Linked DNA regions of Homo sapiens: all the other regions are linked to region 1. Evidence: read pairs that join two places in POLR2A ChIA-PET (ENCODE). Cell type or tissue: PC-9. All regions are shown on one strand.

Region 1 (4,000 bases):
AGGCAGTTTACCAGAGATATGTAGGCAGAAATGGCTTCCTGGTGGGAGCCTGGCTTCCCCTCCCCTCCTAGGAATCTCTCTAACTCTCAGCACCCATGGGCTTGCAGTGGGGAGAGGCCCTGAAGCCTGAACTGTGACCGCTTCACAGTTAATCTTCCTCTGGCTGTGTATGTGTGTGCGGTGGGGAGGCAGCCTTCAGAACCCTGGTGGGAAGGATGATAGTAGCTGTGTTCAAGGACTAAGTATTTGCTACTCTGGTGTTCCTGGAGATAGAACTTGGGCCCACAGTAGAAACTGCAGCAAGGTAGATTTGAACAACAGTATAAAAACTCAAACATCCGGAATTGTTCATCCACAGAATTAACTTTCTGGCCACGTGGGAAGAAAAGCAGAAATGGATTCATTGCCTTGCAGAAGGCTGTAACCTAGATCTCTTCTTGGTAGAACTTAGCCTAGAATTTAATCTCGAAAATCTTTCAAACTCTCAAGCTCTGTGTCATTCCGTTATGATCATCTGTCCCTTTTACCTGCCCTGTTTTTTATTTATCCTGCTCTTGGAGATCCCAGATTTCTTTCAGGGGAAACCAACCCCTCACACAGCCAGCCAGTGTGGTTTGCAAGAGCTCATGTTGTCCTCCTCTCCAGCCCCAGGATGGGCATATGTTCTAGTTGTAGAGACACCAGTGCTAATCCAACGAGCCAAAAGTCAGGGGGTTTTTTTGTTGTTGTTATTTTGTCTTTGTGTTTGTTTTTTTGAGACAGAGTCTCGCTGTGTCGCCCAGGCTGGAATGCAGTGGTGCTATCTTGGCTCACTGCAACCTCACCTCCCGCGTTCAAGCGATTCTCCTGCCTCAACCTCCCGAGTAGCTGGGATTACAGGCATGTGCCACCACGCCTGGCTATTTTTTTTTTAGATGGATTGTCGCTCTTGTCACCCAGGCTGGAGTGCAGTGATGCGATCTCAGCTCACTGCAACCTCCCTCTCCCGGGTTCAAGCTATTCTTCTGCCTCAGCCTCTTGAGTAGCTGGGATTACAGGCACATGCCACCACGCCCGGCTAATTTTTTGTATCTTTAGTAGAGACGGGGTTCACCATGTTGGCCAGGCTGATCTCGAATTCTTGACCTCAAATGATCCGCCCACCTCGGCCTCCCAAAGTGCTGGGATTATAGGCGTGAGCCACCGCACCCGGGGCCGTGAGTCAGTCTTGAAACTCTGGGCGTTCCCGTATGAATAGAAGAGCTCTCTTCTGGCTGGAGTTGCTAAGCCAGAGGATGCAGGTCTGGAACTTTCAGAAATTATCTTGCCTGTTTGAGAGGGGAGCCACCGAAAAGGAAAGCAGAGCTGAGAGATGGAGACGTGCAAATTTGCAGGCGGTGTGGAGAACCTGGAGTGAGCCATGCCTGAGTTACAGCCCCTGTACGTTGAGCCAATAAATTCCTATTCCTGCGTTTCTCAAGCTAGTTTGAATTGGACATGACTGACTCACTAATAAGACCTCAAATTCATCCCAAAGACCTGATGCCCCTAACTTTTTGAGTAAACACCACCCTTTAGCTCTTATTTCTAAGACGACCATGTTTGGTCACATTTTATACTATTTTAGATATTTAAAGGCATTTTGCTTGTTTATTTTTGTTGGCATTTTGAATTTTTAGCCCACTTTTGGAATCATAGTGCTATTATCAATGGAAAGTTCTGCTGTGCAGTTTTCATTCATGTGACATCTATAATAGGGTTTCATATTTTTGGATGTAGGTAATCAAACTTTCCCACTTAGGAGCCTAAGGTGATGTATGTGTTTATCTTTGGAAAGTATGTGGAGAATTTTGCTATGGTAGGTATTCCAAGTGTTTTTCATCTTGATCACTAAACAAGATTTATGTTCTCACTCACAGACGATGACAAAGCTAATAAATTAGACGTGCCGACAACCCTTCAATAAAGAAACTATTTTTCTACAGTTAACAGTCCTTTTAGATATTAATAAGCTTACTTAGTTTTAATCAACTTGTCATAGGCAAAACTGCCTCCTAAAGAATATAAAGCCTAAGGAAAACAAACCGAATTAAAAATGTTTTTTTTCCCTTACATTGAAATTCCTTAAGTGAAACACATATGCAAAATCAACATGCTATACGGGCAATCCCTACTTAGCATGGCAGAGCAGAACTACAAAAATGACCAAGAAGCTGTAACCCCACAAAGTATTCTTAATAACTGTAAAAAAATATATGATTGATTTTTGACTTTTAAGAATTTTTTGTCAAAGCGCTAAAATTGATCATACTATCAATTATAAACATATAAGGAAATCAAAAAATAGTAAAACTAATATGTATTTAGTACACTGTAATTTAAAACATGAGAAACATTGAGAATTAAAGTACTTTATTTATAAGAAACTTATCAAAAGTAGTTTGAAAAGCGCTTCTCTTCTTTCACCACGCTACTTGCCATATGAAGCAGGCATCTTTTCTATACCCTTGGTGAATTGTCAGGCTTCTTTCTAAGCTTGGATCAGCTTCCAACCTTTTGTCGAATGCATTTGTAATTGTGTGAATTATTTTCAAGAATTATTTTAATGTGAATTTTTTGCTGCATCCCTTTCTCTGGGACTTCATCTTTTTCATCATAATGAAACGGGTGGGCATCTTTGGAATGCTACCTACAAATCAAGTCTCACAACTCTATCAGCTTTGAATAGACCTACTTAAGCTCCACAGAGAGTTATTTTGAAACTGCAACTCAGAAGCCAAGTCCGTGTTGGAGATTGTAGGGTTTTATGGAATTTCAATGTGTCTTCTTTAAATCAGAAATATAGAGAAGCCACATTATTTAGCAGGACACAAATAGCTTGGAATACATGGCTTCAGTGGTGTCAGAGGACACTTTACGAAAATATTTATCTTATTTTGAAGGAGTACGGCAGGTGGCACGATGGGAAAGGTGGTCTTTGAGAACATCCTATTAACTGCTTGGCACTTGGCTTGCTCCTGGTCAGTGTGATCAAAAATAGACAGGGCACACGTAATCATACATGGCTCACCCTCTCTAGGAACTCTCCTTAATTGCCTGAAGCATTGACAGATCAATATAGTTGTTTGAAAACTTAAGAGATGTTTTCCAAAATGCCAGTTGTCAAAATGTTGCAAAATTATTCTCTCTGCCTCTTCCCCACTGGCTTTCCCTTTCCATAATTTCTGCCCTAGAGGCAAAATTGATGAGCAGCAATAGTCAGTAAGAATTTATTTTTTTAAATTTTTGAGACAGGCTCTGACTCTGTTACCCAGGCTGGAGTGCAGTGATACAATCATGGCTCGTGGCAGCCTTGACCCCCCTGGCTCAAATGATCCTCCCACCTCAGCCTCTTGGTAGCTGGGACCAGAGGTGTGCACCAACACACCTGGCTAATTTTTGTATTTTTTGTAGAAATGGGGTTTCATCATGTTGCTCAGGCTGGTCTCGAACTCCTAAGCTCAAACGATCCTCCCGCCACAGCATCCTACAGTGCTGAGATTACAGGTATGAGCCACCGTGCCCATCTGTAATATTTTAAAGAGCTGTCAAAAACAGTTTCAGAGGCATTAACAACTGTTTGCTATGTAAGCAATCAACTTTTAACCAACATCTCTTCAACTATCCTTTTTTTCTTTCAAAAAATTTTGTATTAAATATTGAATACATATAAAAATATATTTATATCATATGTGTAAGATGTAAAGAAAAATAATGAAATGAATACTCATTCATAAAATTACCAGTATCCCCAAAAGCCCTGTGTGATCCTTCTTACTGCTCAACCTTTCCTTCTTACAGAGGAAACCTCTATTTTAAATTTATTTTTATTATTCCTTATATAATCCCTGAATTTTATACGCATGTATCCCTAAGTCATATGATTACATATTGTTTGATTTTGCATGTTTTTGTATTTAGTATAAATATAAGGATACTGTAGGTCTTCTTTGCTTTTCCTCCCATGTTATTATGTTCCTGA
Region 2 (4,000 bases), 310 kb before region 1:
CAAATAGTGGGAAATAATCAAAGCTATAGTAAAAGAAAATTTTTCCTAAACTGAAGAAAAGCTCAAGTGCTCACATCCATCAGGAGTCAACACATCAAGCAAACCAAGCAAAAAAAGTGATTTTTTTTTTTTTGGTGTGTATGTGTGAACTCAACAAGCTTGGTTATGAATCTGTGTGTCTAATAGCCAACAAAGAGGGAATCCACATTTCTTTCAAATAGCCCTTAAAAGTTTACTATTACATAACTGACCATTGATCACAAAGAATATGTTGACTTGACTGATTGATTTTCTTAGTGGTAATATTTTTTGATTTGCAAATTTATCTTAAATTGAATTCTCTCTCCCTATGTCCTCCCCCACTGCCCCCTGACAATCCCAGGTGTCCGTTCCAAAAACATGACTTATACTGGTGGCTCTGGGCTCCTAACTTGTGTTGATATTGGAGATAAATAAAATCCACTCACCAAAACTCATGGTATCTTGGCTGTGTTTTCTTTCTCCTCCCCAAATTTACTTGGCTATTCCTCACACTATTCTAGAAGAATTCTATACTGATTTTCAAGTTGCATAAACTATCCCACTGGCATGTCTCTGGAATTGCTTTGATTTGTATAAAGATAATTGAGATAACTAATATGTTTACAATATTAAATAGTCTCATCTAGGAACAAAGGATATATCTAAACAATTTGGTCTTCTTTCATGTCAATCAATAAAATTAGATTTTTTGCCCCATATTGTTCTTGTACATTTCTTCTTTTGTTACTGTGAATGAGCTTTTTGAAAATGACATCTCTATATAAATTAATTATTGATGATGCATGGGGAACCTCTTGGTTTTCATATGTCACTCTCATATCTGGGTATCTTGGAACTCTTATTATAATTCCTTAAAAATAGACTGGACATAATCTAAATAGCCATCAACAGAGAATGATTAAGTCAAACAGGGTAAATCTACTATATAGAACATTATGCAGCTATTTTAAAATTACACAGATTAAGTGGGAAAATGGAAGTAAAATTAAAAAAATAAGTTGCAGAATAATATAGTATCATTCAAGTATATAAAACTACTACAGGTTGATGTATGCATATACAATGTAAATTCACAGGATAAAACCTGAAGAAATGCAATCCAATGTTAACAGTGATTACCTTTGGAGAGGAGAGTAAAGGGGAATTTTCACTTCTTTTTTTTGAGACATGGTTTTGCCCTGTCACCCAGGCTGCTGGAATACGGTGGTGATCACAGCTCACTGCAACCTTGAACCCCTGGTCTCAAGTGATCTTCCTACCTCAGCCTCTTGAGTAGCTAGGACTATGAGCATGTGACACCGCGCCCAGCTAATTTATTTATTTATTTTTATTTTGTAGAGACAGGATCTCACTATATTGCCTAACTGGTCTTGAACTTCTGGTCTCAAGTGATCCTCCCACCTCAGTCTCCCAAATTGCTGAGATTACAGGCATGAGCCACCACACCTAGTCAATTTTTCACTTTTTTACTCTATACATTTTTGTATTGTTTGTGAATTTTTTTCTAAGACACAAATTTATTCATTGCTTTCGTAATTAAATTTTTTTAATGTAGAATTAGGTTTCTGGGAAATAGACAAGTTGATAAAGATTGTCCTGGAGGAAGCTCCAGAGAGAACAGGTATAAGTCCCTAGAAAATCCTCACAGGTCGTTAATTTCTAAAGTATTTTTAAAATCACTTCCATGTGGTTTTGGAAAATCTGTGGATCCACACAATCTGTCAAGGAATATTACCAGCATCTATTAGAACAGAAAATGAAGATAAAATGTAACACAACTGTCCGATGAAATCAGTGGACACATCCCCAGTGTTTATCTATCTCTCATGAGTTCTCCTATGCAAGGGCCATGGACTAGTGAAGGACCTAAATAAGCCAGCTAAATGAATTGGGTAATTTTCCTTCTATCCTTCTCTCATTGCCTGCTGGATACCAGATGACACCAGCCTGTATTTCCTAGGTTTCTCTAGCGTTTAGAGTTGTTGCATAGGAAGCCCTTCTGACCTGAATTTAGAAATAGGGTAGCTGTTGGTTTAATTGTATCAGGTAGATCAAGTATGCTTGTCTGCCTTGAAGCCAGGTTCCTCCTTGGCTTGGTGCACAAGGTCACTATGGAAATGGCTCCTGATGACCTCCTGTCACTGCGCATGCCTAGGCCATGTCCCTTGCAATCAGTTAGAGTTATATCTTAAGTTAAATAGTAAATAAGTTTTGGTAAATATGTGTCCTGGATTTTTATTTTTGTAACACATGGTGAGCACCTAACAGTGTTTAGCAGCTCTTCTCAAACTTTAATGGAAATATCACCTCCGGATGCTATTCAGTAGGTCAGGGGTAGACGCTTGAAGTTGCATTTCTAAGAAGCTCCCAGATTATGTGGATGTGGCTGGGTCAGGAATCACACCAAGTGGCAAGAGTGTACAGCACATGCTTTGTACTTAATAAATATCTGTTGAATGAGTCCTCTTCTGTCCTAACCCCCAGGAATTTGAAACCTCCCGTGAAGTCACATCCTTCTTCTTTGTTCTTCTCTGGGTGAGACTGTCAGGAATTTTTACTTTCTTGGAAGTTAAAAAACAAAACAAACAACAACAACAACAACACACACAAAAAAACCCCAAAAAACTTTCTGGCTTTCTGAAAAGCAGACTCTAGCAAGTGATTGTATTTTGCATATTTCCACCCCTCCCGATAATCTACCACATGGAGGCAGAACCCAGGGCTGTTTTTCCATGTAGAAAACATCAGTGTGTGCACCCTGCTCTGCTCACTCTTTCCCAGCACAATCTGACAGATTTAACAGCTTCTGCCCAGCAGAGATGTCCCACTGGGGCTGCAAACCAGCATCAGGGGCCAAGCCATGGAGGGGAAATGGTGGCTTCTCCTGCAAGACCACATTCTCCTCAGAGCCATCAGCTCCTTTCCCACTCTGGGTTAGTGACTTGCTCGAGCACTAAATTGGTTCACAAAATTTAACAACAACAACAAAAAAAAACAAAAATAAAAATAAAAATTCAAGCAGCTCTTGGACTCCAACATAGAAGTGTCCTAAACCGAACAAGGATTAAAAGTTAACTGAACTCGCGTCTTGAAGAATGCGTTGCCTAATTCATTTGCCCTTTCACTGGAGGAAAAAAACAAAAACAAAACACAGTGTTTGCCTTTTGAGCTATGGTGAAAATACCTTGTAAATTACAGTTATTAAGCCTGGTTCTGGATATTTCCCTTAGAGTAAGATCAAAAGCCAAGTCAGAAAATGATTGAAATATGTTAAAATATTCTTTTTTAATGAACAAGCCATGTTTTAGACTGACGGAGATGTTAGTTTTATGTTATAAAATTATGTTTCAAATTTTAAGACTCGTCTTGTTCAAGATTATTGGATTGTGTAGACAGAAAAATACTATTGTGATCAATTTAACAGTTATTCTCACTTATTGGCTACTCAGCTGGGGGCTCTGGTCAGTACAATGTTAACAGAACTCACTTGGGGGTTATAGCATGTGCACATTAGCAGAATAGATTGGGCTGTGATTTGTAGCATGGGGCCAGTTTTGCAGAGAGCATTTTCTACCCACCCGCAGCTTCGTGGTGATGTTGGGATCTGTCTAGTCAGTGGAGGATCAGTAGCTTAAGAAGCTAATGAATATTCATTTCTTTTCCCTGGGTACAAAGTAAAATAACCAGTAATTAGTATAATATTTAATACTTCTATTCAAAATAAATAAATCTTTTGTAAAAAAAAAACAACCCCTAATTATTATAATGCAGCAAATTCCACATATGTAACTGAAATTGGATGTAGTGTTTTGAAAATGCTCTTATGCCCTCATTTACATGTTTTGAGATTTGTTAATTATTCCCCTTTTATGCATTAAACAAAACTCTAAATTTCCACCTGCATTTATTATTCATTTTTTTATCTCCCAAGTTTAGCTGATTCTAATATTTAAATTTT
Region 3 (4,000 bases), 240 kb before region 1:
CAGGGTAGGGCTATTATTGTTGGCTGAAGCATAGACTAGAGCAATTGATCTGTACAGTATTGGACCCACATCTAACTCTGGGGCCCCAGTTGTCTTGGCTTTTTCCAGCTTTGATTTCACTGCCTCTCTGAGAGTCAGTTTTTCCTACTAATGGAATGTTTTCAAAGTGAGCTCAAGCCCATGCTCAGTGGGAAATTCTTCCCTGAAATCATTTGTCACAGAATCATTTGGCCATCTAAGACGTTTATTATCCTACTTACTGGCAGTAAGTTTCATAGAAGAGCACAAGATACTCTGTAGATTTTTGTTCCCCTTAAAAAGCTGATATTCTAGAATCTGTCCAACATGCAAATATTGAAAAAATATAATACTTTCTACCAAAGAGCAAATCATGTAATCTGGAAAATAGGGTCTGGAACCCAGCATGAGTGCTGTCTTTGGGATACATCTTTTTACCTTCCTTGGGCTTTGTCATCTTCACTTGTAGAGCAAGAGTTAATCTCTATGGTCCCTTCCAGTTCAATGATCTGATAATTCTTTTATTTTAAAAAATGAAGTAAGTCACCAAAGCCCCTGAGAGCGCGGGCATGAAAATCAGTGATTCAAATTCAGGTCAACTCAACGAAAATGTATTGCATACCTGCTATGTGCCAGACATGATGCTAAGTGCTGATGTGCAGGAATGAATAAGATGTAATCCTCAACCTCTAAATTTTAATAAAAAGGGAAAATGGAGATCAAACATTAGGAGAGGAAGAAAGTTTGTGACAACAGAGTTATGGTGCAGTGCTCCATATGTCTGTTTAAGGGCCAATGTTATTTACTAAACTGAACTCAGATTATGGAACAATACTGAGCAATTGTTACCCTGGCCCGGGGAATAAAATGTAGTGGCTGCTAACTAGCTGTGTGATCTTGGAGGGGCACAAAACCTTTCTGGGTTAAGGTTGTCTTATTTTCTAAATATGGGGATTGGACTGATGGTTTCTGAGATCTCTTCTATTTCTAACATTCTATAATTATGAGAATATGAACTAGCTATGCATGTAATACTCCCAAGAACTGCAAAAGGCAGAGGAAATGGACTGAATTGCTTGGAAAGCTGTTTTCCCTTATGTTTCTGACCTAACAAGGTATGATACTGTCTTCATGTTACCAAAACATTTGTAAGTCAATATAAAATATCTAAAAGATGCTGGGGTTGGCAGCTCACATCTGTTACCCTAGCACTTTGGGAGGCAGAGGTGGGTGGATTGCTTGAGCCCAGGAGTTTGTGACCAGCCTGGACAATGTGGCAAAACCCTACCTCTACAAAAAATACAAAAGTTAGCCAGGGATGGTGGCAAATGCCTGTAGTCCCAGCTACTCAGGAAGCTGAGGTATGAGGATCACCTGAATCCAAAAGGTTCAGGCTGCAGTGAGCCATAGCAGCTGAATTGCGCCACTGCACTCCAGCCTGGGTGACAGAGTGAGACCGTGTACTAAAAAAAAAAAACAAAAACAAAAACAAAAAAAAACACATAAACACATACACACACATATATATATAAATATATATATATATGAAAGACCAACCTATATGAGTGGCAGTCACCAAAGTTCTCTGAAGAAATTTGTCATGGATCAATTTTCCCTATGCTGTCATCCCAAACTTTGTGTTTTCTTGGCTCTACCGTTTTCTGGATTTCTATTTGGCGTGATACTCCCACAGCCATCTTCTGCAACTATGCCTGCAAGCTCCTTTGACAATATACGAGAACTTGTCAGGTTGATCCCAACTGCCTCAAGCTGCTTCAAGGCCCCCGGCAACAAACCTTCGGTTCTCCCTTTCTGATTCAAAATTGTTGCCCTGAAGTAAGAATCTGACCTCAGCAGACCAGAGCTTCCCCCTCCCACTCACCCACCATCACTCAAACACTTTTCCAGCTGCAGTGCCCTCTGTCCTTCCCACCCTTCCCAAGAGGTCCAGGTTCAAGACTCCACTTGTTCCATACTTAGCCCCACAAGAGTTTGTTTCTTTCTTTTATTTAGCTCAACATTCCTTTGTGTAGTTTGGCCGCCTTACATGTGCTTGTACATTTCCTTTAAGTGCTTCTCTGACTCATCTATAAATCATCAGGAATTTTTTCATCAGCTAGCATGGAAAGTCTTCCAACGTAAACACCATGCCTTCCACATTTTGTGTGCCTCCCATGATGTGTGGCACGACACTAAGCACACAGTGATGCTCAATAAATGTTTATGAAGTCTAATTGAGAAAATCAGAAAGCTGTTTTTTGATTTATTTGTAGTGTAGCTGAACTTCTTTCTGGTTTTTTTTTTTTTTTTTTTTTTTTGAGACCAAGTCTCACTCTGTCGCCCAGGCTGGAGTGCAGTGGCTCAGTCTCTGCTCACTGCAACCTCCAGCTCCCAGGTTCAAGTGATTCTCGTGCCTCAGCCTCCTGAGTAGCTGGGATTACAGGCGCCCACCAACACGCCCAGCTAATTTTTGTATATTTAGTAGAGACGGGGTTTCGCCATATTGGCCAGGCTGGTCTCAAGCTCCTGACCTCAAGTGCTCTGCCCGCCTTGGCCTCCCAAACTGCTGGGATTATAGGCGTGAGCCACCACACCTGGCCTCTGTAGCTGAATTTCAACAGTGTTTTCTCGCTGCTGTAGCTGTAGAAGCAGCATGACCAGCAAGAACCTGGGATTTGGAGTCACATCGATCCATGTCCAAGCCGTAGTTCTGCCAGTTTACTCTATCATGAAACATTTATGGAGCAATTGCTGTGTGAAGATGTGGAGCTGGCTGATAGACAAATAAATAAGATTATTGCTCTTGCCTTTAAGAAGTTTGGGGTCTAGGAAATATATTACTTAATTTCTCTCAAACTCAATTTCTTCAACTGAAAATGAGAATAACTATTTCATTGGATTGTTGTAGGTACTTCAATAATTATTTGTTTTTCCCCTTTTCCGCTCTTCTTATTTCTTAGGTTAATAAGTTGAATTCTTTTTTTTTTTTTTTTGAGACCGAATCTCGCTCTGTCACCCAGGCTAGAGTGCAGTGGCACAATCTCAGCTCACTGCAAGCTCCACCTCCCAGGTTCATGCCATTCTCTTGCCTCAGCCTCCCGAGTAGCTGGGACTACAGGAACCCACCACCACGCCTGGCTAATTTTTTGTATTTTTTATTAGAAACGGTGTTTCACCATGTTAGCCAAGATAGTCTCAATCTCCTGACGTCGTGATCCACCCGCCTCGGCCTCCCAAAGTGCTGGGATTACAGGCGTGAGCCACTGCGCCCGGCCAATAAGTTGAATTCTTAACAGTTCTATATTTTTATGCTTTAAATGACTCTGTAGTGAGTTCATTTTGATGTACAATTAGCCATGAATTTGAATCCACTTGTATTATTTTTAACTTTAGATCACACATGGCCACATAAAAAATAAACCCAAGCACTTGTTCTGAGACTGATAATCTTTGATAATCTCACTTGTCAAAGATCAGATTATTTTGGTACATTATCTTTTATCTTTTTATATGACAGCTGGGGACCCAGCCTCAAGAAGATAACCTTTAAGATTTATAGAAATAAAAAGTCTGCCTCAAATATGAATGATTCCTCCTTGATTTGGTCTGATTTAAGTTCAGACTCAGATTGGTGAGTACAGAAATACAGGAAGACAGGTCGTACCTAGGGATCAGGTATAGCCCAATAAATAGTGTGATCATTGAGGCCTCCATTACAATCAGAAAAATCAATCCTGTCTCTGGGTTATTTGACCCTAACACATATTTCTCCCTTGTGAGAGAAATGTTGGGATTGTATTAGAAAAGAGCCTGGCTCTATCTGCCGTGCAAGCACTGGTTCCCCTTTATCCCAGGGAAGTAGCCACAGAACCAAATGCTCTGCTACTGAGCTTTCTGCTTATGTTGCCTAAGTGCCACGCTCAAATTCCTCCAAGGTGCTGGTTTGGTGGGCAGAAGTTGCACTTGTCCAATTAGTAAGCCG
Region 4 (4,000 bases), 260 kb after region 1:
GATATTTACATTTCTTCGTCGAATAGAATACTTGACCTATTGCATTTTCTTACATCCCTCCAGCTCAACACAGCTGCCTCCCTGAAGCATTTCAAAGCCCATCCTTTCCAAATGTGCTAACGTGAATTATTCTCCCTACTCAGATTCCTCTGTCTAAATAAACATTCCTTGTTGTCTGGCCCCAGAATTTTGAGAGGTCAACTTGGGAGGATCACTTAAGCCCAGGAGTTTGGGGCTGCAGTGAGCTATGATAGCACCCACTACACTCCAGTGTGGGCAACAGAGCGAGACTCTGTCTCATCAATCAATCAATCAATTGTCCCTGTGAAACAAATGCCCGCAGTGAATACCACTGCAATATGACCCATTCTTTCCTCTGCTTGAAGATAAAAAGTAGGCCAGGCATGGTGGCTCACGCCCGTAATCCCAACACTCTGGGAGGCCGAGGTGGGCAGATCACCTGAGGTCAGGAGTTCAAGACCAGCCTGAACAACATGGAGAAACCCTGTCTCTACTAAAAATACAAAATTAGCCGTTCATGGTGGCACGTGCCTGTAATCCCAGCTACTAGGGACGCTGAGGCAGGAGAATCGCTTGAACCCTGGAGATGGAGGTTGCAGTGAGCCGAGATTGCGCCATTGCACTCCAGCCTGGGCAATAAGAGCAAAAATCTGTCTCAAAAAAAAAAAAAAAAAAAAGTGGCCAGTATACAAACTCAGTAAGTTTAAATATTTGAAAACTTTTATCAAGTTCCTTGTTAGCATTCCTGTTCCATGATGATTCCAGGATAAAAATGATATTACTGTTTCTTGCAATAATGTCCACTGAACGATAAGCTGTACTGCCTCTCTCCCTGCGAGACTTGCTGTCACACAACAGGCAGGTCTCAAGACAAACCTCAGCACCTTCCAGTGCAACATGGTGACCTTGGATTGTTTTATATCATGGCCACACTCAGAGCACCAGCACTTCATAGAAAATATAAATGCCGTTCCCGTGATCTAGTCTAAGGTAGGGAGAAGGTAAATATACAAAATTGATAAAATCTTTGTATTCAACAAGTTAAAACATGACCAGGCATGGTGGCTCATGCCTGTAATCCCAGCATTTTGGGAGGTCAAGGCGGGTAGATCACCTGAGGTCAGAAGTTCGAGACCAGCCTGGCCAACATGGTGAAACCCCATGTCTATTAAAAATATAAAAATGAGCTGGGCGTGGTGGCACGGGCCTATAATTCCAGCTACTTGGGAGGCTGAGGCAGGAGAATTGCTTGAACCCAAGAGGCAGAGGTTGCAGTGAGCCAACATTGCACCACTGCACTCCAGCCTGGGTGACAGAGCAAGACTCTGGGAAAAAAAAAAAAAAAAAAAAAAACTAAAAAAAAAAAGAAGTTAAAATATAATAGGGGATCCAGGTAATGAAAGCAGCTTATTATAATAAAGTCAGAATGAAAATATATGCTAAATAAAAGTCCAAGCAATGTGCTCTGGAAAAACAACCTGAATGGAGATAGAGAGAGAGATTTATTTGTGTTTAAGAATGAAGATGGGCCAGGCACAGTGGCTCACACCTATAATCCCAGCACATTGGGAGGCTGAGGCAGGCAGATTGCTTGAGCTCAAGAGTTCAAGACCAGCCTGGCCAACATGGCAAAACCCATCTCTACAAAAAATACAAAAATTAGCCAGGCATGGTGGTAGGTGCCTGTAGTCCCAGCTACTTGGGAGGCTGAGGCAGGAGAATCGCTTAAATCCAGGAGGCAGAGGTTTCAGTGAGCTGAGATGGCACCACTGCACTCCAGCCTGGGAGACAGAGTGAGACTCTGTCTCAAAAGAAAAAAAAAAAAAAAGAAAGAAGAAAAAAGATGAGGGTGCTTGGGTTCATATGGTAGACTTGGAGGAACAGGGATTAATTTAAGGTACAATAAAGAAGGGGTGATTACTGAGGACAGGTAGGATAACAAGTGCTTGGGTAAATAGGACAGTCTTGGGAAAGAGGATTGTTATTTCCTCCTTTGAGGACACGGAGGTGGTTGAAAAGAATGCATGAGGGTGTGGTGACATTTCAATGAGCCACAGGCAAGTTTATGCCACAATCTTCTCACAGAGGTGGAAGGCTACGTCACTGAGTGAGAGTGATGGCACAAGGAAGAATGAGATCGAAAGAGTCATGTTACAAGAATCAGGATGCAAATCAATATAATTCCAAACAGCAGGAGAGAATAAGAGAGAGACCAGGGATGAATAATAATCAAGCAGCCTTTAGGATCCACATAAAGGTTGATCACACAATTTTGGAATGAAGTCAAGCAACATGGTTCTGCTTTTTGGTTACTGTTTTTGCTAGCACTATTTAGACAGCTTGGGTACACATGTACGAAAATTTGCAGCTAAGTTTACATGAGGTTGAAGATTGACTGGCTCTTGAAAATCAAGGGTGAGAAGAAAGGAGGAAGTTTATGACAGCACACAAATGGTTGACCCTAAGGTCCAGGTGGGATAGGGAAACAAATGAAGGCAGAGGTGACTAAGGGGCTGAGAGAATAAGGAAAGGTTAGAACCAGAGGTTGAGATGCTATCGTAAGGCAGGTTTAGTAGAAATAAGGATACAGAAAAGATAAAATGTCAATGTCAGAGAAAGAAGCTTCACGGATTGTAATTTCAGGTCAATGTTGGAGAAAGGAAGACTCCAGGGTTTATAATTTCAGGTTCTACAAGAGGACCTGTCCAGGAGTTACTAACGTGAAGGGGGGTGTCAAGACACCATAAGGCCAGATGCTGGATAAGTCACTCATCTGGACACTGGAGATGCTCCAGATGACTGCCAGGGACTGAGTGCTGGGCAAGCCTGAGATCCAGGGACCAATATGCCCAGGGCATCTGGAAGAGACCTGGAGGCGGTGGCAGTAAGTATACACAGCAGGCAACAGGGCTGCCTGGTGGTGGCTTGAGAGGAAGCGATCAAACCACTGAAAGCAGACGTGGAGAGCACAGAGACGATGCCATCCTCCTGACTCGAGCGTGCAGGGACTATGAGGTTGTAGGGTGGGGTGCTTTTAAAAAATGGGGGGAGGAGGAGCGAGCCCACACAGGAGGATGAGGACAATAATAACAGCAAGGTTTTCTCCGTGCAAGAGATAGGAGGTCAGATTAGGTGAGGGAGCCAGGCCACTCCAGCAAAGGCCTTTTCCTTGAAGACCAGCAGGCCTCGTGGCATCCCCTCTCCCATCAGCCCTCAGCTAATCACTGAACCTTCTTTAAATCATAGGATTTCTTCCTCAGGTTTTCCTCAAGTTACAGGATTTCAGTGGTGGCATTATGCTCCCTACCCAAAGGGCCTTCAGGGCCCATTTTCTGAGTCGAAGTAACAGACATGAACTCTACAGAAGAGCTTTGAAGTACTTGCAACTGTCCGATAAAGAATGGGCTTCCCCCTAAGTAATAATTGGAGGTGTTCTACTGCATGCACCACAGTACCTCTCTGAATAACACACCCCCAAGAGGAAGGATCTGGAATCATAATGTAAGTGCATCATCTCCTGAAACCTTTCTCAGAGTGAAAATTAAAAGCCTGCTGTAAGGGATGACACCGGGCACTGAGTAAAATGCACGTTCTCGACTGGTGCTCCTGCCCCACTCCTTTCTTAGTATGTAACCATTAGTCCAGATTGATATTTTGCCATCTTATTTCTCAGATTGCACTTTTGTTTATGTGTGCACACACTATAGTTCCATTTGTCACCGGGAAAGTACAGCTATTAATTATCACCTATATTGACTTTCAGTTAATTGAAGGCAGGAAGAAGGAAGAAAAAGAGAAAAAAATCAAGCTCTAACAACTTGGGTTGGGGAAATAAAAGGCAAAGGTCATTGACAGATAAGAATATTTTACTGTACATAAGAATGGCTAATTTTTACTGTAGATAAGAATTTACTGCAGATTAGACTATCTAATTTTTTTCTTAGATCGAGTCTTGCTCTGTCGCCCAGGCCAGAGTGCA
Region 5 (4,000 bases), 260 kb before region 1:
AGCAAGAATAGCATTTAAAAAAAAATAATAAAAAAAAAAATAAAAGACTTCCCATTCCTGATCTTGTTTAGGAGAATTCTGTTTTTACATTCCATTGCAATATAGCTAATTACCATTATATGGATTTTGGTGGCATAATTCTCTTTGGTTGCAAGAAGATTCCTTCTTATTGCAGACTCATCATCTTTCCTGGGCTCACACCTTTCCTACCTGTCTAGGTGACTCCCAGAGTTACAACTGGCACAATTAGCTCTTTGACACTAATCACTGATTGGTCGTTAGCTGATGATACTTGGAGCCCCTCTCTTCTCTCCAGACCTGGTATGAAATACCAGCCTCTGTTATGAATTGTCTTCCTCTCCTCTCTCCTTTAATAAGTTTATGCTACCTACAACTAAATGAAAGGACTTGAATAGAATTAAAATGCCAACTGAAAATAAAATTATGTCAAAACCTGAATGATAGTATTTCTTATATAACAATATTTTAAAATGTGGTTAGGAAAGTAATATAAGCTCATTGTACAGAATTTAGAAAACACAGAAAATGCAAAAAAGGAAAGTAAAACCTATCCAAGAGTTCATCAACCAAAAAGAGCTACTGTTTACATTTTGGCTAAATGTGCTTATACTAGAATACATTGTTTTGTACACTGCATATCCACACAGCTAAATATCACAGACATTTGTTTGTGTCATTAAGAATTCATCTACAATATCTTTTTCAACATTTGCAAAGTAGACATACTCCTAAGTTTGTTGGTCAGAAGAAAGTGCCAGGTATTTCTATAGCACTTACTTGGTTAAAGGTTGGTCCCTCTCTGTGGGTAAAGGGCATAATCAATTCGTTCAACAAATTTTTATTGAGCACCTACCCCTGCTAGACTCTGTTCAAGGTGCTAGAGATACAGCCCAATGAGACAAATGTCTCTGTCCTTATAGAACTTTGTGAGAGTGTAAGAGCATACTTCTAAAAAAATGGTGAACTACCTTTTAAAACTGATAACATTAGTTGTCTACACATATTCCAATCAAATTAAGGCCACTGATGTCATATAAAATCCTCTGGAATTAATGTTAATTACCATATAATATTAGGCCTGATTTTTCTTTTTCTTTTTCTTTTTTATACTGCATCTAGCAAAGGACCTGGACCACAGTAAGTGCTTAGCAAATATTGGTTGGATGAATGGTTGGTGAATAGGTATGTCAAATGTAACTGAAGTTGGTTTGCTTATCAAAAATTGGGTCTTCTTTCTGGAATTCAGGAAGGGAAGTGAAACCTAAATGCCATGGTAGCTCTTCTCTTCTTAGATAATTGTTCAGACAGGAGAGGATGAACTGAATCAGATAGCATTGTGAGGAGTCCCTTCCAAGCCTGAGTTTTCTCCTTGTAGGTAGAGAGTGCTGTGATGAAGTTCAAGACACATTCATATCATGACCCCACAATATACCCTCTGGAAAGGAAGGGGCCAGGTCAGCTCCATACTGTTCAGACAAGTGCATTAGCTTATTAATCTCCGCAGCAGAAGAAACAGTTCTTTGCAGAGAATTGTGGGCTTTGAGGAATACATTAAAGTCAGTGCTGTCCCAGCGCAAGACATAAGCTTGATGTATGTGGTATTCAGAGACTCAGAAACTGGAAAAAGCTGAGATTAGATCAATTTTTTTTTTCACCTGTTTGATTTGTGTCTGATGCCTACATCTTGACAGATAATTAGCAGGTCACGTAGAGTACCTGGAAGGCACTGAAATATTACAACTTATAGGTACCTGGCTCCGGACGGTATATGTTAAGAATCATTCTGAAGTTGGCTTGCTAGATCCCTGACGCTTGTGAAAAAATGATCATAGAAAAGGTTTGAATTTGCTTTAAGGCAGGACCTAATAAACACATGTGCATTGTGGGAACTGAAACAGCAAATCTGTTATTTTTGCTAAGGACTAGAAAACTCTTTGAGAACAGAATGGAGTGAGAGGGAGGGTTTGCTGAATTAGAGAGGGTGAGGTAAAATATGTAAATGTCATTAAAGAAAGGTTAATAAAATAGAGCTGGTTTTTGCAAGGGAGGGGATTTTGACCTCCAGAAGGAATGCAAAAGAACTGGCTTGATGGGCAAGTTTTCCTTCACAGAAGAGAGAGACCCAGTGAGGGTTCATTTCCGGTCAGTTGTATGGCAGCTCTCTTCCTGACTCTTGTGCAGTGTTGGGCAATAACCATCAGCTTCTCTGGAGAAATGGGAGCGTTACAGCCAACACAGTTCCAGTCATAGGACTGGAATTCAGGCCTAGGGTTGGTGCTCCAAACCCTTTATTCTTTACTCAGCGGTCAGAGGGCAGATCCTGGCAGCACAAGCCCAGGTTTCAGCCTGGGGCTCTGCCACTTCATAGCGCTGTTACTTACGCAACTTACTTACCTTTCAGTTAGATAGAAAAAACTTCAAAGGAAAAGTTCTCTTCTGAGTAGAAACTCACAGAAAATGATTAGGAAAGCAGATTTTCTCCAGATCAAATCAGCTTTAGAACCTCTATTTTTATATTTAAACTTGTGGGACTGCATATGACTCTAGGCTCCTTGTAACTTTCCATTTGGCTATTTCACAGACATCTCAATCTCACCATGTGAGCTTGAGAAAACGTTTCCCATGCACTTCATAAATCCAGCTGGGACTGTCAGTACCATCCACTGTCATCCCCATATTCCATTAGACTGCAAGTTCCAAGAGGGTAGTAACTGTGTTGGCTTCACTCATCAGCACAGGCTCAGTGCGTGGCAGAATGCAAAACACATTGCAGATGCTCAGTGTTTGCCTCGTTTGTCCTTCTAGCTCTAGTTTGTCCCCTTTCCAGGACCTTCACACAGTATCAGCAGATTAGAACACCATTCTGATGTTTTACTTACTTAAATATCTTAAATGTTCCCCACTGCAGGAAGAAAAATGCATAGAGGGCCTCCTGACGTGAACTCTGCCAAGCTTTCTGCCCATGTCTTTTCTGCTCCCTAGGCCCTGCTCTGAGCCCCAGCTGGATAGAAATACCCCAGTGTTTCCAGGCATGCAAACATTGAGCATCTGCAATGTGTTCTCAGGCTGGAGACAGACCCATGAGAAACACAAGACACCCAGCCCACCCCTTACAACCACCCCCCGCAAAAAGTCTGTGGGTTTCCCAGTTCTGGTTAATCATCAAAATCATGCACTGAAGATCAGTTTATAACCTCCCCAAATACGCCACTTTAGTGTAAGGATTGTTTTGAGCTGAAAGCAGTGTGCTCTCTGCCTTCCTTCTTTCTGTCTAAAAGCTGGATATGAATCTCCCTTTGTAAAGGTGACATAAATTTCATTTGTAAAGATGTTCCTGTCTCCTGTGCCAGGAAGTGAAGAACAACTGTTAGCTGCATAACAAACCTTATTAAACAATGCTTGTTTGCCATACATTTCATAGGAGCCTTCCCAGAACCCCCCAGGCCATTTTTATTTATCTAGTCCCTTCTTCACACTTTATTACCTTTTGTAAAGATGGTATATAAGACCCCAATTCTAACTACTCCTTTGAGAATCATCTCCCACATCACTGAGTTCTCCCACATGTATGCACATTGCGTATATAAACAAACTCTGGGATTTTTTTATTCTGTTAATCTGTCTTCTGTCAGTTAAATTTACAGGCCCCAATTACTGAACATAAGACTGTGGAGAAAAGATAGGGTTTTCCCCCTGTATATTTTTCAGAGGAGGCATTATACAGATTAGTCCCGGCATTCCATTAAAAAGTTATTGCTGGGAAATGTATTTTCAAGAGGGAAATAATTCCTTTTTTGAGTACATCTGTCAAGATCACCTTAAAGATAAGTAAAGCTTTTGCTTCTAGAAAATATACCCTACATACAACTGACCAGCCACAGTCACCATGCTGGAACATCCTTCCTTCACATCTGTGGGAAGCTTATATTCTGCTGCCTTCGCTTATGTCTCATCTTGGGACAGAAACAGATGAAGCCGG
Region 6 (4,000 bases), 560 kb before region 1:
GTTCTACCAGATGACTTCCAAATCTCCCTTCTAGGGTACACCCTGAAGCTGTTTTTTTTTTTCTTTTTTTTTTCTTTTGAGATGGAGCCTGGCTCTGTCACCCAGCCTGGAGTGTAGTCGCACGATCTCTCCTCACTGTAGCCTCCGCCTCCCAGGTTCAAGTGATTCTCCAGCCTCACCCTCCCGAGTAGCTGGGATTACAGGTGCCTACCACCATGCCGGGCTAATCTTTGTATTTTTAGTAGAGACAGGGTTTCATCATGTTGGCCAGGCTGGTCTGGAACTGTTGAGCTCAAGTGATCCGCCTGTCTCGGCTTCCCAAACTGCTGGGATTACAGGCGTGAGCCACTATGCCTGGCCCACCCTGAAGCTTTTAATCCAGCTGAGCTCAACTGGACAGGTCGGTAGCACCCAAGTGGCCTGAGTTTTACCCCAGGTGTGGTGTAGAAATTTCTTATTCTAGGGAGTGACTGTGTTATGGAGCCCTTTGTCCATGTCCTTTGTCTCCCTGCCACACCCAGGCTATACACTCACAGCTCAGAGGAAATCAGAGTCCTAAGGCCACTCGTACATCCTGCCTCTTTGCTGCCTTCTTGCTAGGAGTTGTAGGTTACGTTCCCATGTGGTCCTATGGACAGAGCTAGGGTCCAAGTATCCCTGACAGCACAGAGGTGGGGGGCATGGCTATATGTTGATAAGAGGCTGCCCTGAAGCGACCTGCTGGGCTTTGCTAAGATTTGCAGAAGTTGGTGATTTAAGCCTCCAACTCTGAATGCACGGAACTGGAACTGCATTCGAAATGTCCAGTCTGAGGGAGAGAGAAAATTGAGGAAGGAGAGTGTGTTGGAAAAGAAGAAAAAAAGACTTTCTAATATAGAAAGACCCAGTGTGTGTAAACCATCCCAAGATGAAATTGAATGCCTATCGTGTGCCAGGCACTGTGCTCAGACCTATGAGGAAACAGGAGGGAGTTAAGTTGGAAACCCTGTGGGCGGATAATACGGAAGACAGACTTTACACATGTAACTCTAATGTTGCACAGACACACAAAAAGCTGCAGAAGCACAGGGCAAGGAGGGGTGTGTGAGAAAGGCGGCATTTATGATTTCCTGTATCCTAAAGACTCATTCAGATGTCAGCTAATTAAGATTGAGGTTCCTGGTGGAGGGAACTTAGAAAGTGCTGAGCGTGTTTGGAGAAGAGTTAACAGTCCAGTTAACTCTTCTGTGCAGGATGCGTGTATGCATGTGTGTGTGTATAGAAGATATTTAAGGAAAGGTAGGTAAGTCCACAGTGTGGAAGGTCTTGAATGCTGACATTAGACTTTTTTCTGTAGGCGGCCAGGCCCTGTTGAAAATACAATATGTGGGCCATAAAACACTGAAATTGAGTTGCAGACTTGAAGGCCTGGATTTCCCAACCCTGAAAGTGCTTCATGCCAAGTGACATCATTCTTCCTGCCGGTCTCTTTCCACCCACTCCAACCCCAGATCAGGATACCAGCAGAGAGAGGCTGTGAGAGCATGAAGCTGCAACAAGTCAGTAGGGAGCAAACAAATATTGATTCAGATCAGGCCACAGAAGAGACAAGCTGGAGCAAGTGCTGTGTGTCCCTCCTGCTCAGTTTGATCGAGGTCACTGGGCCGAATTCCAGGAATTCTGGGGAATGAGTTGGCCCTGTGACTCAGTCATTAATCAAGACCATAAAACCAAGGAGAAGAATATCTGCTTTCAAAAAGGTTCTGATAAATAAAGATGCAGTAGGTGGGTGGAGGATGGAGTACAGTGGGAACCCCTCTCCTCACCCAGTACATTTTTTTTTTTTTTTTTTTTTAGTTTAAAATTCCAGTGTGGCCTGTAGACTGTGTGTCCAGGACTGTGTACAGTAAGAGCTTTGATGGAGAACCCAACTCTCCACACTCCCACCTCTACCCATTTTTGCTTTAAAATCTTCATTTGAATCACCAGTCCCTGATTGATTCACCATGGTTGCTAAGAATCTGTTTTGCGGTAACGCATCAACACTCCACGTTTAAACTGTGAAGTGGGTGTGTCCACAAAACTTCTGGATTAGACTCAGATTTGCCTGTGCAGACCAGCCCTGTTGCAGTATGTTTTTGTTTGTTCAGATTAACATTTGGGCTTTTTGGAACTGGTTCTTAATTTAGTTCAGTAGAATGTGTTTTTACTATTTGAAGTGTTGACTTTTAAGTTTTCTTTTGTTTGTTTGTTTTAACCTTTTTGTAAACTTTTACTCTTCTTTTTGGGAGTAAAGTTAAAACTGCTTCACTTGTCCTTTTTTTGTTTGTAACTGCACTTTCGTAGTGAAGCAATAGAATACAATAAAATCTATAGAGTTTTTTTTTTTTTAATAAGGACAAACCCTTAAATTATTAGGTTGGTACAAAAGTTAATTGTGGTTTTTGCCATTAAAAGTAATGGCAGTTATTTTTGCACCAACCTAAATAATATAGTCCTTATGTTAAATGTAAATGACTTGTTTCTCAATAACTGCACTGATTTCATTAATGATCAGCCTTGCACTGTGAGCTTTTTTAGCCAGGCATTCACAGTCTCATTTATCAGCCTTTTCAAGGCAGAAGAAACTGTTCTTTTCATTAGGGTGGGGCCAAGTGACCTGTTTTCCTACCCAAGTAGTGAATGATTTTAAACCAGTTTGAGGTGGGTATGGCTCTTATCAGTGAGTCTCCCTGTACCTCTAGTTTATTTCCTTAAACAGAAAAACGTTCTCTGATAAAGGGTCATTTTAATGATGTTGTCTAGTGACCCTGCCCTCCCTGGGAATGGAAGGCACGGCACTGATGTGTATGTAGATGTACTCATCAACAGATTGAATTTGCTGATTTTTTTTTTTTTTTCTTGTTGGAGAGTTGAAACCAGTCGGCAAGCTGGGTGAGGTTGAAGTGTTGGAAAGAGTGGTGCAAACTGCCATTTTCATGTTCTTTAGAGAAGTCTGCCAGAAAAGGAGTAGTGGTTCTGTTTTTAATGGATTTATGAGTTTTATACGGTGATGAGGAGTGAGTAGAGGTGAAATTGTCTCATACAGCATGTAGGCTTTATTTTTTATTTTCATTCAAAACAGTAAGTACACTGAAGTCAGAGTAGTTGTTTTCAGTAAGAAAATTCTGCCTCCAGAGCAAATGTTTTGGTGAATAGATAAATATGAGTACTGAGTCCCAATCATTTTGGCTCATAGGTTCCCCAGTATTTCCATAGGCAAGCTTAACTTTGCACCATTCAGAGACTTATATTTTAGGTTCCCCACAGGGCACCCCACTGGACGTGGCTCATTTTCCAGCCTGTAGTCTTGTTCTTCTGCCACCCTGGGGCATTATTCCTCTTCCCCTCTCCCCAGGCCTTCCCCCTTGCTTCTTGGCTGGAACCTCCCATGGTGATTCACCCTTCTCAGCCTAGGCAGACAGCACCTCCCTGTTAAGCCCTTAACTAATCCCGCTCTGATGGCTGTGATCTTTCTCTCTGTGTCTTAATCACTTGGAATAAAGAACCATTGTGGTGAGGTTGAAAGGGCATTGGCCCAGGAGTCTGGGGATCTGGGTTTTGGCCCTGCCTCAGCTACTTAATTCACTGGGTGACCCTGGACTAGACTCTCAGTGTGTCACAGAGGCACGAAGGGAAGAGAGCTCAAAGGTCCTGCAGGGTGGAAGTCTGCATTTCACAGTTTTATAAGTGTCTTTTGTATCCTTTAATATAGTGCAGGCTCAGCGTATGCTTGGTATGGGTTCGTTGATTAATTCCTTGCGTATTACCAGTGTTTGTAACCTACAGTAGCACTGCCAAGACTTCCTTTTCCTGCTTTCAAGGATAGCAGCACACTGACACATTCTCATTAGTCAAATATGCTATATTAAACTAATGTTTTAACAAACAGTGAATCGCAAAGCCAACTGTTCCTTCCAGCGAATAATAGATCATATGCAAAATGACTTTGCATTGCTAGGGGATTTGATGGAGTGAAGAA

Evidence for each region. ChIA-PET counts read pairs that join two places held together with the same protein. Peaks named below come from ENCODE experiments on the same cell type or tissue, not always from the same donor. Only the 100,000 strongest peaks of a DNase experiment are listed, where the experiment ranks them.
Region 2: POLR2A ChIA-PET joins it to region 1 with 5 read pairs; 1 of 35 experiments calls an interaction of 5 or more read pairs at or near these places.
Region 3: POLR2A ChIA-PET joins it to region 1 with 19 read pairs; 1 of 35 experiments calls an interaction of 5 or more read pairs at or near these places.
Region 4: POLR2A ChIA-PET joins it to region 1 with 15 read pairs; 1 of 35 experiments calls an interaction of 5 or more read pairs at or near these places.
Region 5: POLR2A ChIA-PET joins it to region 1 with 5 read pairs; 1 of 35 experiments calls an interaction of 5 or more read pairs at or near these places.
Region 6: POLR2A ChIA-PET joins it to region 1 with 5 read pairs; 4 of 35 experiments call an interaction of 5 or more read pairs at or near these places.

What each region holds. Positions count from the first base shown.
Region 1 is chr15:59,826,329-59,830,328 of GRCh38, reverse strand. No RefSeq gene overlaps it. Among named protein-coding and RNA genes, the nearest start is that of BNIP2, 140 kb to the right of the region's middle. In PC-9, no CTCF peak of the experiment used is centred here; DNase peaks (open chromatin) are centred at 1,218 and 1,838; H3K4me3 peaks cover 1,059 bases; H3K27ac peaks cover 4,000 bases.
Region 2 is chr15:60,136,749-60,140,748 of GRCh38, reverse strand. No RefSeq gene overlaps it. Among named protein-coding and RNA genes, the nearest start is that of FOXB1, 130 kb to the right of the region's middle. In PC-9, no CTCF peak of the experiment used is centred here; a DNase peak (open chromatin) is centred at 2,478; H3K27ac peaks cover 1,455 bases.
Region 3 is chr15:60,069,147-60,073,146 of GRCh38, reverse strand. No RefSeq gene overlaps it. Among named protein-coding and RNA genes, the nearest start is that of FOXB1, 67 kb to the right of the region's middle. In PC-9, no CTCF peak of the experiment used is centred here; a DNase peak (open chromatin) is centred at 2,086; H3K27ac peaks cover 555 bases.
Region 4 is chr15:59,568,624-59,572,623 of GRCh38, reverse strand. No RefSeq gene overlaps it. Among named protein-coding and RNA genes, the nearest start is that of GCNT3, 41 kb to the left of the region's middle. In PC-9, no CTCF peak of the experiment used is centred here; a DNase peak (open chromatin) is centred at 2,073; H3K27ac peaks cover 2,143 bases.
Region 5 is chr15:60,089,650-60,093,649 of GRCh38, reverse strand. No RefSeq gene overlaps it. Among named protein-coding and RNA genes, the nearest start is that of FOXB1, 87 kb to the right of the region's middle. In PC-9, no CTCF peak of the experiment used is centred here; a DNase peak (open chromatin) is centred at 2,269; H3K4me3 peaks cover 681 bases; H3K27ac peaks cover 3,867 bases.
Region 6 is chr15:60,390,777-60,394,776 of GRCh38, reverse strand. The region is part of intron 1 of ANXA2 (annexin A2); the gene reads left to right. Among named protein-coding and RNA genes, the nearest start is that of ANXA2, 5.2 kb to the left of the region's middle. RefSeq lists enhancers at 839-2,038, 3,186-3,777. In PC-9, no CTCF peak of the experiment used is centred here; DNase peaks (open chromatin) are centred at 1,546, 1,996 and 3,446; H3K4me3 peaks cover 2,494 bases; H3K27ac peaks cover 4,000 bases.